Regions from separate parts of the Homo sapiens genome. Here region 2 is linked to region 1. Evidence: read pairs that join two places in POLR2A ChIA-PET (ENCODE). Cell type or tissue: PC-3. All regions are shown on one strand. Links, peaks and the distances in the headings refer to the core of each region. The heading gives the core; the rest is flanking DNA. Region 1 has its middle 20 kb from the start of TRIM63. Region 2 has its middle 5.3 kb from the start of ZNF683.

Region 1 (8,312 bases), core at 1,900-6,899:
TTACAGACACCCACCACCACGCCCGGCTAAATTTTGTATTTTTAGTAGAGACAACGTTTTGCACGGTGGCCAGTGTGGTCTTGAATTTCTGACCTTAGGTGATCAGAGCGGTACCTTTGTTACAATTGATAAACCTATGTGGACACAGCACTATCACCCCAACCCAGAGTTTACATTAATGGTCACTCGGTGTTGTACATTCTTGGAGTTTGGACAAATGTATAGTGACATGTATTTACCACTTCAGTACCATACAGACTAATTTCACTCCCATAAAAATCCTCTGTGCTCTGCCAATTCATCCCTTCCTCCCTGCTTACCACTGACCACTAATTTTTTTTTTTTCTTTTTTTGAGATAAGAGTCTCACTCGCTCTGTCGCCCAGGCTGGAGTGCAGTGGCATGATCTTGGCTCACTGCAACCTCTGCCTCCTGGGTTCAAACAACTGTCCTGCTTCAGCCTCCTGAGTAGCTGGGATTACAGGCGTGTGCCACCATGCCTGGCTAATTTTTGTATTTTTTAGTAGAGATGGGGTTTCACATGTTGGCCAGGCTGGTCTTAAACTCCTGAGCTCAAGTAATCCATCTGCCTCGGCCTCCCAAAGTGCTGGGATTACAGACGTGAGCTACCGCACCTGGCCAATCACTAATTTTTTAATTGTCTCCATAGTTTTACCTTTTCCAGAATGTCATATAGTTGGAATCATACAGTATGTCAGCCTTTTCAGATGGTCTTCTTTCACTTAATTATATGCATTTAAGTTTCCTCTATGTCTTTCCATCACTTGTTAGCTCGTTTCTTTTTAGTGCAGAGTACTATTCCACTGTCTGGATGTACCACAGTTTATTTATCCATTCACCTGCTGAAGAACACCTTGGTTGCTTCCAAGTTTTGGCAATTATGAATAAAGCTGCTATAAACATTCCTGTGTAAGTTTTTGTGTGAACATAAGTTTTCAGCTCTTTTGAGTAAATACCAAGCAGTGTGATCACTGGCTAGTATGGTAAGAGTGTGTTTAGTTTTGTAAGAAACTGTCAAACTGTCTTCCAAGTGGCTGTACCATTTTGCATTCCCACCAGCAATGAATGAGAGTTACTGTTGTTCCACAGCCTTGTCAGCATTTGGTGGTGTCAGTGTTCTGGATTTTGGCTAATCTAGTTGGTATTTCATTCTAGTAGTGGCGTTTCGTTGTTGTGTTAATTTGCAATTCCCTAATGACACATGATGTTGAGCATATTTTCATGTGTTTATTTGCCATTCGTTTATCTTCTTTGGTGAAGTGTCTGTCCAGATCTTTTGTCCATGTTTTTTTTTTTCTCTTGTTTTGTTTTGTTTTGTTTTGTTTGAGACGGAGTCTTTTTCTGTTGCCCAGGCTGGAGTGCAATGGTGCCATCTCGGATCACTGCAAACTCCACCTCCCAGATTCAAATGATTCTCCTGTCTCAGCCTCCTGAGTAGCTGGGTTACAGGCGCCCACCACCACACCCAACTAATTTTTGTATTTTTAGTAGAAACGGAGTTTTACCATGTTGGCCAGGCTGGTCTCGAACTCCTGACCTTGTGATCAGTCCACCTCGGCCTCCCAAAGTGCTGGGATTACAGGCATGAGCCAGCAAGCCCAGCCTTGTCCATGTTTTAATTGAGTCATTTGTTTTCTTTTTCTTTTCTTTTTTTTTTTTTTTGAGACGGAGTCTCGTTCTGTCGCCCAAGCTAGAGTGCAGTGGCGCCATCTCGGCTCACTGCAAGCTCCACCTTCCAGGTTCATGCCATTCTCCTGCCTCAGCCTCCCGAGTAGCTGGGACTACATGCGCCCGCCACCACGCGCAGCTAATTTTTTGTATTTTTAGTAGAGACGGGGTTTCACCGTGTTAGCCAGGATGGTCTCAATCCCCTGACCTCGTGATCCACCCACCTTAGCCTCCTAAAGTGCTGGGATTACAGGCTTGAGCCACTGTGCCCGGCCCATTTGTTTTCTTATTGTTGAGTTTTAAGGGTTCTTTGTATATGTTGAATAATAGTCCTTTATTAGATGTGTCTTTTGCAAATATTTTCTCCCAGTCTGTTGACTTGGCTTGTCATTATCCTGACTGATTTTTATTAATGGCTCAGTGTTTCTTTTCCTCTGTTACCAAAAAGTAAGTGTTCTGACCAGGCGTAGTGGCTCACACCTGTAATCCCAGCACTTTGCGAGGCTGAGGTGGGTGGATCACTTGAGGTCAGGAGTTAGAGACCAGCAACATGGTGAGACGCCTGTCTCTACTAAAAATATAAAAATTAGCCGTGTGTGGTGGTGTGTGCCTGTCATTCCAGCTACTTGGGAGGCTGAGGCACGTGAATCTCTTGAACCTGGGAGGTGGAGGTTGCAGTGAGCCAAGATTGCACCACTGCACTCCAGCCTGGGCATCAGAGTGAGACTCCATCTCAAAAAAAAAAATTAAAAATTAAAAAATAGGTGTTCTTAAAAGTATGTATCGTATGAACAGCAGAAAGGCTTGACTTTGCCAGTGCTCTTGCCTGTGGAGAACCCCACATTTGGCAGGTATAGCAGGTGATGTGACATCCTGCATGTTCAGGATTGTGGCCCAGAGAGGGAGTGTGACTCACTTGAGATTGCACAGCATGTTCACTAAGATAATACATTCTTCTCACACGCATAGCCTTCGTAGTAATCAGAGAACTCTTATTTGGTTTGTATGAGACTCCTGGAATATTTCTTCTTTCTTCTGTACTTTAAAAAAGTTGCAAAAAGAAAAATGTAACAACAGCAGATTTTTTTGGAAAAGGACAAGAAAACCAAAACACCCATAATCACAGCACCTCAATAACTGACTGTTTCACTTTTCTCAGGATGTTATCTATCTGGCAAAGGTTGGGACCAGGTGAGCCCACGTATTGTAATAGTTGTCATCTTAGTGTATCTTATGCTTTTTTGTTTTACTTTTTTTTTTTTTTTGAGATGGAGTTTTGCTCTTGTTGCCCAGGCTGGAGTGCAATGGCGCATGTCGGCTCACTGCAACCTCTACCTCCCACATTCAAGCGATTCTCCTGTCTCAGCCTCCCGAGTAGCTGGGATTACAGGCATCCGCCACCACACCTGGCTAATTTTGTATTTTTAGTAGAGACGGGGTTTCTCCATGTTGTTCAGGCTGGTCTCTAACTCCCGACCTCAGGTGATCCGCCCGCCTCGGCCTCCCAAAGTGCTGGAGTTACTGGCGTGAGACACCGCACCCGGCCTTGTTTTACTTTTTTCCAGGTCTCAATACAATATATTAGAATGGCTGCATAACCCTTGGGGCTCTCTCTGGAGTGTCCTTCCCCAAGGTTGTCACTCAGTCAGCTCTTCCACAACATCCAAGTCTCAGATCGACTGTCGCCTCCTCAGGGGGCCTTCCTTGAACATCATATCTAAAGCATCCAAGGCAGTCTCCCTGAATGAAAGTCTCTCTCCATCCTATTACTCTACTTTATATATTTATATTTACATATACACACACATATATATTATATACACATACATATTTTATATATATATATTTGGGTTTTTTTTTTTTGGTAGAGATCGGGCCTTGCTGTGTTGCCCAGGCTGGTCTTAAATTTTTGGACTCAAGCGATACCCCCATCTCAGCCTCTCAAACTGCTGGGATTATAGGTATGAGCCACCACACCCAACCAACTAACTTTCTTTCTTTCTTTCTGTCTTTCTTTCTTTCTTTCTTAGAATACTTTATTATTGTTATTTTTTATAGAGACAGGGTCTAGCTATGTTGCACAGGCTGGAGTGCTGTGGAACCATCATAGCTCACTTCAGCCTCGAACTCCTGAACTCCTTCTCCCTCAGCCTTCCAAGTAGCTGGGACTACAAGCGTGTGCCACCATGCCCAGCTAAATTTTAAATTTTTTGTAGAGACAGGATGTCTCTATGTTGTCCAGGCTGGTCTCTAACTCCTGGGCCCAAGTGATCCTCCCACCTCGGCCTCCTACAGTGCTGGGATTGCAGGCATGAGCCATTGCTCCCAGTCGATTCTGGTTTCTTTTCTTTTTATTTTGGGGACAGAGTTTAACTCTGTCACACAGGTTGGAGTGCAGTGGTGTGATCTCGGCTCACTGCAACCTCCGCCCCCCGGGGTCAAGGGATTCTCCTGAATCAGCCTCCTAAGTAGCTGGGACTACAGGCATGCACCACCACGCCCAGCTAATTTTTTGTATATTTAGTAGAGACAGGGTTTTGCCATGTTGCCCAGGCTGGTCGCGAACTCCTGAGCTCAGGCAATCTGCCAACCTTGGCCTCCCAAAGTGCTAGGATTACAGGCATGAGCCATCGTGCCTGGCCTGGTTTATTTTCTTGATAGCATTTATTACATCAGAAATTATCTTTGTTTTTAAAAATCTGTCTTCTCCTGCCAAAATATAAGCTCCCTGGGGAGAAAAGGGAGCTTTTCTCTCTTGCTTTCTCTGTATCTCCAGTGCCTAGAACTGTGCCTGGCATGTAGTAGGTGCTCAACAGATAATTATTTTATCAACTTGAGAATTCAGCAGACCAGCCGGGCTCAAAGTGGCTCACGCCTGTAATCCCAGCACTTTGGGAGGCCGAGGTGGGTGGATCACCTGAGGTCAGGAGTTCGAGACCAGCCTGGCCAACATGGTGAAACCCCATCTCTACTAAAGATACAAAAATTAGCCAGGTGTAGTGGTGGGCACCTGTAATCCCAGCTACTTGGGAGGCTGAGGCAGGAGAATTGCTTGAACCCGGGAGGCGGAGGCTGCAGTGAGCCAAGATCGAGCCATTGCATTCCAGCCAGGGTGACAGAGTGAGACTCTGTCTCAAAAAAAAAAAAAAAAAAAAAAAAAGAGAATTCAGCAGACCACAGTTTACCTAGTTGGTCATTGAATATCCTTTTTAAAAATAGCTTATTAGCTGATGCTGCAATAGATGTCTTGGGGAGTCATTATATCAAGGAGTTTTGGAAGGAGGTTTTGGCAAAAGACGTGGGTTCCTCTCTCACCTCTGTCATTTACTAACTTTGTGATGTTGGGCAGTATATTTAACTTCTCTGAATCTCAGTTTCCTTATTTGAAATGAGGGTAATATTAGTGCCTACCTCAAAGGGTTATTGTGAGGTAAATAAAAGGAAAACAAAATTAAATAAAAATAATGCATGTAAAGAGAGTACTTAGCACAATGCCCATGAAACAGGAGCAACCCATCCCAGCATGTTCTCTGTGCCGGGCACTGCTCTAAGTATTTCCCACATGTCTCATGTAATCGTCAAAATCATCTTTTTTTGTTGATTACACAACAATGCTTATTTTGTGAAAATTTATTCAGCTACACATTTAATCATGTACAATTTGGTATTTGGATTACAGTCAGTAAAAGGTTTACTTAACAACAACAACAACAAAAGCTCTACGAGGAAGGAAACTTTATCATTCCCATTTTATAGATGAGGAAACTGAATCTCAAAGAAGTTAAATCATTGGCTCAAGATACAGTACAGCCAGGTGCAGTGGCTCATGCCTGTACTCTCGACTACCCAGAAGGCTAAGGTGGGAGGATTGCTTGAGCCCAGGAGGCAGAGGTTTGCATGAGTTGAGATCGTGCCATTTCACTCCAGCCTGGGTGACAGAGCAAGGAAAACAAAAAAGATCGGCCGAGCGTGGTGGCTCACGCCTATAATCCCAGCACTTTGGGAGGCCGAAGCAGGTGGATCACCTGAAGTCAGAGGTTCAAGACCAGCCTGGCCAACATGGTGAAACCCTGTCTCTACTAAAAATACAAAATTAGCCGGGTGTGGTGGCATATGCTTATAAATAATCCCAGCTACCTGGGAGGCTGAGGCAGGAGAATCATTTGAACCTGGGAGGCAAAGGTTGCAGTGAGCTGAGATTGCGCCATTGCACTCCGGCCTGGGCAACAGAGTGAGACTCCATTTCAAACAAACAAACAAACAAACTAAAAGATCATACAGTAAGTGGTGGGGCTGTGGGTCCAGAGCCTGTGTGCGTAACCACAGCTCTGAACCACAGCTGCTCACTGCCAGATCCATTTAAGCACTCATTACACAGTAGCTTTTTATTATTATTAACATTTAACATTTTTGTTGTTTCAAAAGCTTTTTTCTATTTTAAATAATACTTCAGGGTATATCTTTGGCCATTTCTGGCTTTTCTCTGGTTTTGAATGATTTCCTTTGGATGCAATACCGAGGATAGAATTAACTGGGGAAAATAGGTTCCAGAGAGTTGATATGACTTACTCAAGGTAAGTAGTGGTGCTTGGAGTAGGGCCACCATGTACAGTTGTATAGATTATTCATTTCACTTGATCTGGGGGTGAGTGGGCTTCCCAGGGGAGCTCAGCCTTGGGCAGGGCTTGAATGGGCAGAGGAGAGAGGGTATTCCAAGTAGGGGACCATAGAAGGGGAGAACGGGGAGGGTGCAATGGAGAAATAGTGGGAAATCAATTCCAACGGATCAGACAGTTGGAGACAGGATTTTAGGAGACAGCTGGGACTGGATCATTCATTCATTCCATAAACACGCTAAGCTGCATTGTATGCCAGGCGCTATTCCAGGAGCTGTAGATAGCAGTGAACAAGCTCATCCAATCCCTGCATTCATGGAGCAGATACTGTCTTGGGCGGAGGGTGGGGACAAACAACTGACAAAGAAATTGGGTAAAATATAGATTGTGATAAATATTGAGAAAGAACCAAGCACCAAGCAGGTGCTCAATCCAGGAGTAATGGGACGGGGCCTATCTAAATAGAGTGGTTAAAGAAGGCTTCTTTGAAGAGGTGACATCTCAGCTGAGGAGGAAATGACTATTCTAGGCAGATCACACAGCATGTGCAAAGGCCAGGAGGTAGGATGCTGCAGAGACGGCATTCAAAGCCATGCAGAAGAGGGTCTTGAGGGGTTGTAAGTTTAGAAGTCATTTCAGACAGCCTTGAGCAAAGGATTCTTTCCTCACAACCCCATCCCAGCTTTTTTCTTTTTCTCTCTCTCTTTCTTTTGGAGACTGGGTCTCACTCTGTTGCCCAGGCTGGAGTGCAGCAGTGTGATCTCAGGTCACTGCAATCCCCGCTTCCTGGGCTCAACCAATGCTCTCACCTCTGCCCCTGCAAAGTAGCTGGGACCATAGGTGTGCACCACCATGCCCGGCTAATTTTTGCATTTTTTGTAGAGACGAGGTTTCGCCATGTTGCCCAGGTTGGTCTCAAACTCCTGAACTCAAATGATCCTCCCGCCTCAGCCTCCCAATGTGCCGAGATTACAGATGCGAGCCACTGCGCCCAGCCTCCAGTCTGATCTTTCTTCTGAGTTCAGCTGTACTTTTCCATCTGCCTGCTGGTTGACCCATAGAACAGTCACCTCAAAGTCATGTGTTCTTCCCAAACAGCTCTCCACCTCCCATCTCCTTCTAAATCTCTACACTCTCCCTTGACTGTTGCTGAGCACCTTGAATCTCCCTTCCTCATTCTCTCACTTCTGTCTCTTCCTTGGCCACCTTCCTAGACCAGGGAGGCAGCCAAGTACCATAGTGTGATAGGATCACACGCAAGCACTTTGAAAGTACTCAGACCTGGGCTCAAATCCCAGCTCTGCCATTCAGTTCATTTCACAGGGTCTGGGTTTATTGGTCTGTGTAGGGAAGTTGTGCCTTGCTGGTGGCTGAAGAGTAAGTGAGATGATGTTGGAGGTGACAACAGCTGGCACACAGTAGGTATTTGATGAGTGACAGTGCCTTGCCCTTTCCCTACCAATCTTGGGGAACTGTCTTGTTTTCCTCATAGCTTGGCTCGTTCTACTTAGGAAGCAGAGAGGTAGTTGAAGTTCTTGGGTAATCATTGACTCTCAAAATATCTCTCTGGGGGAACCAAGATCTCCAATATCCCTTTTCAAAGTATTTTAAACAGTTAGCTTAATTTGCAATCATAATGCTATCATTAACTGAGTGTTTATTACCTGTCAGTTACTTTGCTAAGTGCTTTATGTATTTTGTCTTCTTTCATCCTCATGACAACTCTATGAAAAAAGTTCCATTATCGTCTCCATTTTATAGTTCAGGAAACTGAGGCTCAGAAAAATGAATTGACTGGCTTAAAGTCACATAGCTAGTTAAAGGATGAAACTGGGACTTGAACCTACATTTATCTGGCACCAAAAACCTGAGTGCCTGATCACTAGACCATCCTGCCTCACAGCCTATCTGGCCAAAGTAGGGAGAGTCAACATGTTTCATTTCCTGCATGGCTAGAAGCTCAGAAAAGTGAGAGGTTTGTTCAGAGTCCCATAATGGACTGGACACT
Region 2 (8,312 bases), core at 1,077-6,076, 290 kb before region 1:
AGCCTTGACCTCCCAGGCCCAAGTGATCCTCCCATCTCAGCTTCCCAAATAGCTGGGAGTACAGACGCACACCACCACGCCCGGCTAATTTTTGTATTTTTTTTTGTAGAGAAGAGGTTTTGCCATGTTATCCAGGCTGGTCTCAAACTCCTGAGCTCAAGCGAACCTTCTGCCTCAGCCTCCCAAAGTGCTGGAATTATAGGCATGAGCCACACTGCACCCAGCCAGGGATACAACTCTTTTTGTATGTAGGTATTCTGTTTTCTTAGCACCATTTGTTGGTTTTGTATCCTGCAACCTTGCATTAGTTTCAATAGGTTTCTGTGGATTCCTCAGGATTTTCTTTCTTTCTTTATGTTTTTTTGAGATGGAGTTTCACTCTTGTTGCTCAGGCTGGAGTGTAATGGCGTGATCTCGGCTCACTGCAACCTCTGCCTCCTGGGTTCAAGTAATTCTTCTGCCTCAGCCTCCCAAGTAGTTGGGATTACAGTCACCCGCCACCGTGCCCGGTAAATATTTGTATTTTTATTGCCATGTTGGCCAGGCTGGTCTTGAACTCCTGACCTCAGGTGATCCACCTGCCTCAGCCTCCCAAAGTGCTGGGATTACAGGCATGAGCCACCGAGCCGGGCCTCCTCAGGATTTTCTATGTACAAGATTATGTCCTCTGTATATACAAACAGTTTTACCTCTTAATTTCTAATCTGGGTGCCTTTTTTTTTCTTTTTTTTTTTTCTTTCTTTTTTTTTTTTTTTTTGCCTAGTAGCCGTGGCTAGAACCTTTAGGACAGTGTTGAATAGAAGTGGTAAGGGTGGATATGGTCTCATTCCTGATCTGAAGAGGAAAACAACTCACCTCTCATCCTAAATTCAATCTTAGCTGTGTGCTTTTTGTAGAAGCCTTTTATCAGGGTGAGGAAGTTCCCTATTCCCAGTTTGGTGAGTCGTCTTTTTTTTTTTTTTTGAAATAGAGTTTCACTCTCGTTATCCTGGCTGGAGTGCAATGGCACGATCTCAGCTCACCCCGCAACCTCCTCCTCCCGGGTTCAAACGATTTTCCTGCCTCAGCCTCCCAAGTAGCTGGGATTACAGGCATGCACCACCATGCCCAGCTAATTTTGTATTTTTAGTAGTGACAGGGTTTCTCCATGTTGGTCAGGCAGGTCTTGAACTCCCGACCTCAGGTGATCTACCGACCTTGACCTCCCAAAGTCCTGGGATTACAGGCGTGAGCCACTGCACCTGGCCTGGTGAGTGTATTTTATCCCAAAAAGGAGTGGTGGATTTCGTCAAATCGTTTTCCTGCACCTATTGAGATGATCATGTCCTTTATTCCACTGCCATAGTATATTATAGTAATTGATTTTTGCATGTTAAACCATTTCTGGGATAAAACTCACTCACTCATGATGTATAACCCTTTTTATATGTTGTTGAGTTCTGCTTGCTTCTATTTTGTTGTGGATTTTTGTATTTGTGCTCACAAGAGATATTAGTCTGTAGTTTTCTTATGATCTTTGTTTTTTTTTTTAATTTTTAAATTTTTTTTGTAGAGATGGGTTTCACCGTGTTGCCCAGGCTGGTCTTGAACTCCTGGGCTCAAGCAATCTTCCTGCCTCGGCCTCCCAAAGTGCTGGGATTACAGGTATGATCCACTGCAGCAAGCCTGTCATTGTTTTTTGATATCAGGGTAATATTGGTCTCATAGGATGAGTTGGGAAATGTTCTCTCCTCTTCTGTTTTTTGGAAGAGTTTGTGAAGATTTGACATTATTTAAGTGTTTAGTGAAAACAGTCAAGGCCATGGCTTTGGAGACAGCTAGAAATGTGGAAAGGTCTTAGGCTCTGGGACCTTGGGCAGAGGCTGCTGAATCTGACACACAGACCTATTCTGATTGGCATACACATTACTTTAAGACATTGGAGAGCCAGGCGCAGTGGCTCACGCCTGTAATCCCAGCACTTTGGGAAGCCGAGGCGGGTGGATCACCTGAGGTCAGGAGTTTGAGACCAGCCTGGCCAACATGGCAAAACCCCGTCTCTACTAAAAATAGAAAAATTGGCCGGGCGTGGTGGCACGTGCCTGTCTTCCCAGCTACTGGGGAGGCTGAGGCAGAAGAATCTCTTGAACCCGGGAGGCGGAGACCATCAAGCTTCCGATGATCATGCAACAAAGGCTCCAGCCAGTTCCAGGTGAAGACACCACCCCTGGCCATCAAGAAGCTACCCTGTCTCCACTAGACAGTACAGGGTGAGAGTTCCATGATCTCCAATAGGGAGATCATGCCACTGCACTCCAGCCTGGGTGACAGAGCAAGACTCTGTCTCAAAAAAAAAAAAAAAAAAAAAAAAAGACATTGGAGCCATTCTTTTAAAAAATATGGAGATTTCATGTACAACTCCTGATTTTCAGATTCTCTGGAAAAGTTGGAAGACTGGCAACACTGGCCCCTGATTATTCTGAGTAGTGGCTGATCTTTAAGAATGGACCATGCTCTCTGGTTTGCCTCAGTCCCAACCCTTCCCTGTTGGAAGCTTGAAACCAAGACTGAGTGTCAGGAAACAATTTTATCATACTTATTCTTGGATCACTTTATGTTAACTACATGGCCACTGTAGGCATTTGAGTTGATACTACCTGGTATACCCTTGCTGAGTCTTGTCTGCTCATCCATAAAATGGAGACATTAAAAATTCCTACCTTGGAGAGTTTTTTTTTTTTTTTTTTTTTTTTTTTGAGATAAAGTTTCACTCTGTTGCCCAGGCTGGAGTGCAGTGGCAGGCACAATCATGGCTCACTACAGCCTTGACCTCCAGGGCTCAAGCAATTCTCCTGCCTCAGCCTCCCAGGTAGCTGGAACTACAGGCCCATGCCATCATGCCTAGTTATTTTTTGTAGGGAAGGGGGTCTTGCTATGTTGCCCGGGCTGGTCTCAAACTCCTGGGCTCAAGCTATCCTCCCACCTTGGCCTCTCAAATTGTTTGGACTACAGGTGTGAGCCGCCATGCCTGGCCAACTTGGAGAATTTTGAGGACGATTAAATAAGATGATCATAAAGAGATTTGGCATGTAGGAGGCATTGAGTAAATTTACCTCCTGCTTTTTCCTGGCTGCATAGTATTCTGATGCATGGATGTACATAATATGTAGCTTTCCTCTAATGGTAGACATATAGGTGGACTTTAATTTTGCCCCGTTCCACACCAGGCTGGAAAGGACATACATGTACATGGTGGGCAGTTTTGCACAGTGGCTCAGATTACATTAGCTCTGCTGGATTTGAATCCAAGCAAGGTGACCTCTTGTCTCCTATTCTCTTGGAATGGTTGAGGATAAGTGGCATGACCTTGGATATCATTTGAAGATGCATCTGCAATTTTACCCACAGAAGGATTGGAAGGTCACAGATGGGTGCAGGGGAAGACGCAAGAGTGTCTGTAGGCCCCTTCTGCAAATGTAAGAGCAGGCACGCCTTAACTCAAGATCTCTTCCCCACCTTGGGGTGTGAAGCCAAGGGCCAACTCAAATGCATCTGACAGACTGACAGCTGGGCTGTCTGGGGAGATAAGCATGTGGGTGTCAGGCAGAGGGAGGGAGGTGTCAACCACAGAGCAGAGCCAGGCAAGAGCACTGTCAGCCCCACCCTCAGCTCTGCCTGTGGAGGCACACCCTACAGCTGCTTAACCTCTAAGCCAGTGACGTCCCAGATCCCTTCCTGACCTGGGGTCCTTACCTGGTGCCTCTCAAAAGTGTCCATGTGACAGAGGTCCTGGACCCATGTGCTGAGCTGACTGGGAAGTCAGCTGGCTGGCCTCAAGGTTGGAGGTGGCAATGGATATGGGTTGAAGAAGTTTTTAAGGTTTTCAGGGAGGAAGTGGGGCTTCTGGCTGTGGTTCCGTTGTCTCCCTTTCTTGGTGCATGAGTCAGCCAACCCCACCCCCAGTTCTACTTTGCTCCTCCAGCCCCTACCCTCCTAATAATAAGCTCAGATGTACATTACTTTCCATTTCACAACATCCAGCAAGCTTCTTGATAGCCGGAATGTAATTCCAAGGTCTGAGTCATATTTCTATGGGCTGTATTCCCAGAAAATAGTCCAATGCCTGACACATAGCTGGTAATTAATAAATATGTGAATTACTTTGGGAGGCTGTTTGAGGGCAGGAGTTTGAGACTAGCCTGGTCAGCACAGCCAGACCCTGTCTCTACCAAAATACAACAAGAAAGAAAGAAAGAAAGAAAGAAAGAAAGAAAGAAAGAAAGAAAGAAAGAAAGAAAGAAAGGAAGGAAGAAAGAAAAGGCAAATAAATATGTGAATGAATGACGTTCTTGCAGGGTACCAGATGCTAATTCTGCAGCTCGTTTCAAGATGGCCTCTGTTTGTCTTAATTTTTCTGGGAGCCCCTTCTACCAAACATATTTGTGGCACTTTTTACTTCTTCAAATGCCTGGAAAGTCTTCCCTAAGCTCTCCCTCACCTCTGGGACTTACAACCTCAACTTGGGTCATGTGTTTCTTTTAAAATTGTATATATTTAAGATCTACAACATGATGTTTTGATACACATATGCTCAGTAAAGTGATTACTACAGTCAAGCAATTTAACACATCCATCACCTCACAGTTACCTTTTGTGTGTGTGTGCGGTAAAAGTACCTAAAATTACTTTTAGCAAATGTCTACTATATAATATTACTAACTATAATCCTCATGCTGTATGTTACAGCTCTAGACTTATTCATTCTAAGTAACTGCAACTTTGTACCCTTTGACCTTCATCTCCCATTTCCCTTACACCCCAGGCCCCTGCCCCTGGTAAAGACCTTTCTACTCTCTGTTTCTATGCTTTCCACTTTGGGGTCATGTGGTGTTTTTTGGTTTTTTTTTTTTGAGACTGAGTTTTGCTCTTGTCTCCCAGGCTGGAGTGCAATGGCACGATCTCAGCTCACTGCAACCTCCGCCTCCTAGGTTCAAGCGATTCTCCTGCCTCAACCTCTCAAGTAGCTGGGATTACAGGCACCCACCACCATGCCCGGCTAATTTTCGTATTTTTAGTAGAGACAAAGTTTCACCATGTTGGCCAGGCTGGTCTTGAACTCCTGACCTCAGGTGATCCACCCGCCTCGGCCTCCCAAAGTGCTGGGATTACAGGCATGAGCCACGCCCAGCCAGGTCATCTGATCTTAAGTGAGTCATTTTCCTTATCTGAGTGTCAGTTTTCTTGCCTCTAAAATGGGAATAATGGCATTCATCTCCCAGAGTCACTCTGCTGATCCAGTGAGACAAAGCGTGTGGAATGGCTTTGCATGGTTCCTGGCATATAATGAGGGCTCCCATGCCAAGAGCTATTATTATTGTGGTGTGTGGATGGGGTAGGAGAAGACTGCATTGAATGAGAGCAATGATCCCCAACCAGGGAAGGGTCAATAAATAAAGCAAGAAAACTAAATGTAGTTAATCTCTCCAATTGTGCTGCCCAAATTTCGATCTTCCAAAATGGGTCAGGAATAACCATCAAAATTTTAACACTTTTAAGAAGCTGACTTGCAGATGCTTGCCTAACTAGGTAAAGGGTAATGTACAATATAGTCATCCACATTGGTCAAGTGCTTGCTTTGGGCCAGGCACCATCCTAAGGGCTTTACATGGATTATCTTGAGGAAACCTGGAAATAATTCTATGAGGCAAGTGCTATTATTATCTCCATTTGACAGATGAGGAAAGATGCACAGAGAGGTTAAGTGATTTGCCATAAGTTTACCCAGTTGGGATTAAATCCAGCAGAGCTCGTATTCTTAACCATTCCGCATACTGACTCTGTCTGGAGGTCTTTTCCAGCCTTGTGTAGAAAGGGGAAAATTGGATCCCACCCGTATGTCCACCAACAGGGGAAGGCTACATATTAAGCACAACCCTGCAATGGAACATTATATAGTCAGGAAAAAGCAGGAGGCAGATAGGTATGTTCAGGGCATGAAATGATGCCCACAATGGATTATTAGAAAACCCAGAAGAGACTGGGCATGGTGGCTCCCAAAGTGTAATCCAGCACTTTGGGAGGCCAAGGTGGGTGGATCACTTGAGGTCAGGAGTTTGAGACCAGCCTGGCCAATGTGGTGAAACCCCGTCTCTACTAAAAATACAAAAAAATTAACTGGGCTTGGTGGCGCATGCCTGTAGTCCCAGCTTGAACAGGAGAATTGCTTGAACCCAGGAGGCAGAGGTTGCTAGTGAGCCAAGATCACACCACTGTACTCCAACCTGGGAGGCAGAGTCAGATTCTGTCTCAAAAAAAAAAAAAAAGAAAAGAAAAGAAAAGAAAACCCGGAAGAGCAATGTGCATCAATATATTCCCATGTTTGTATAAAACACAATTTAGCCTTTCAGCCCCTATGCTCAGGCCCACTCCAACACTGTGGAGTGTACTTTATTTTCAATAAATCCCTTCATTTCTTCGTTGCTTTGTTTCTGCTTTTTGTCCAATTCTTTGTTCAAGATGCCAAGAACCTGGACACCCCCCACCAGTGACATATTTTGGCCAGCCAGCCCGGAGGAAGGGCCGCTCAGGGAAAGAGAGCCCAGAAACCTGGCATACCAGCAAAAGGAGGCCATCAAGCTTCAGATGATCATGCAACAAAGGCTCCAGCCAGTCCAGGTGAAGACACCACCCCTGGCCATCAAGAAGCTACCCTGCCTCCACTAGACAGAACAAGGTGAGGGTTCCATGATCCCCAATAAGTAGGGACTACGCCCCATGCCAGCATGAAGCAGTCCCAGGAAAAAGACCATCGGTCCCTCTGCCTCCCGTGAAGATTTACGGGGACCACAATCACATCTCTTAGCGGGGAGATGAGGCAGGAAAATAGGGGCTGGAGGCAGGAAACATAAGGCCAATTCACACTTCAGCTCTGACAGGAAATAGCTTCTCCCTGAGTACATGACATTGTAACTTTACTTCATTCTCTTCATTTACATAGGGCGTACCACAAGCAGAAGGTATTTAAACTCTCAAAAACTCTGTAATGGGGCCTTTGAGCCCCTATGCTCAGGCCTGCTCCCACACTGCAGAGTGTACTTTCATTTTCAATAAGTCACTTCATTCCTTAGGAAAAAAAAAAGCAATTAAAAAAATCAATTTACCTGTTTGTTGGTTCATAGAAAAATGTCTGGAAGGGTAAACACTAAACAATTCACATTGACCACTGGGAAATTGCGAAGGAGGAGGAGCTTCCATTTTTCGTTTTTACATTTTCTGTTGTTTGAAATGTTTACCACTAGTATGTATTATTTTGCAACTAACGAAAGGAAGAAGAAAGTGTGCAGTGAGCACCGGGAGCCCAAGGACCCAGCCCCTCCAGCTCTTGTCCCCTAATGTGGAGGCACCTCCTCTTCAGAGGCCTCCCGAATGTGCCCCTTGCACCTGGAGTCAGCTCCCTACTCCCCCTCTGTCCGCACTTCCCAAACCCACTCTGGTGATCATGGGCTTTCCTTGGCTTGGGTCTCTGGTCTGGGTCAAGGCATCTGCTCAGGTTCCTCAGTTAGAAGACCATGGTCCTCCCTCTGTGCTACCTCCCCAGGGCATGTGGGACAAAGTGACATCACATTTAGGCCTGTGACATCACAGGGCATGGATGACACAAGACAGATGATCTGGGAGATGACAGCAAGGAAGGGCTTGGCAGGCAGAGGCTTCTCCACGTGGGAACCTGAGGGAGTCTGTCCTCAGCCCACCTCCTGGGGCATTTCCTAGCCAAGCCAGGGAGCTTTCAGGATTGGAGACCTGGAAATCTCCAAGGCCATTTCCTTTTTTATTTTTTTCTAACAGAGAGGTTGTGCAAAGTGTTCTGAGAGCTGGGAGCAGAGTGTGATGCCAGGAGGGAGCACAGCTGGCAGATGGAAGCCAAAGGTGTGTGGGGAAGTGCCTTGGAGGGGAGGAAACTTCACTCGGTGCCCCTCACTTCCCTGTGATTCCCAGCAAGACAGCAGGGGAGGCGGGCTTGTGGCCTGGGGGTCTGAGAGGGCTCTTCCTTTTAGGGAGTAGAGTTTTGGTGAACTAAGCCCCTCCATTACGCTGAAGGATACTGAGGGGGCCACTGAGGAGTTGGGGGAAGGACTGGGAACAGCATGTGGGAAGAGAGAGCAAGAAAGAAAGAAATGAGGGGGTGGCTGTCGTAGTGGGGGAAGCTGACATGGCCAAGAGATGGCAGAGTCTGAGGTTTACCACTAAAGAGCTCTTGGCTACTTGTTGTGTGACTCTGGATGAGCTGCTAATAATAAAATCCACCACACAGGCTTATTGTGAAGACTAAATGA

What was found. Peaks named below come from ENCODE experiments on the same cell type or tissue, not always from the same donor. Only the 100,000 strongest peaks of a DNase experiment are listed, where the experiment ranks them.
Region 2: POLR2A ChIA-PET joins it to region 1 with 10 read pairs; 3 of 35 experiments call an interaction of 5 or more read pairs at or near these places.

The regions. Positions count from the first base shown.
Region 1 is chr1:26,083,599-26,091,910 of GRCh38, reverse strand. No RefSeq gene overlaps it. Among named protein-coding and RNA genes, the nearest start is that of TRIM63, 20 kb to the right of the region's middle. In PC-3, for the core only: no CTCF peak of the experiment used is centred there; no DNase peak of the experiment used is centred there.
Region 2 is chr1:26,373,871-26,382,182 of GRCh38, reverse strand. It overlaps a transcript of ZNF683 not described here. Among named protein-coding and RNA genes, the nearest start is that of ZNF683, 5.3 kb to the right of the region's middle. RefSeq lists an enhancer at 3,720-3,929 and a cis regulatory region at 3,252-4,145. In PC-3, for the core only: no CTCF peak of the experiment used is centred there; a DNase peak (open chromatin) is centred at 3,992; H3K27ac peaks cover 1,390 bases.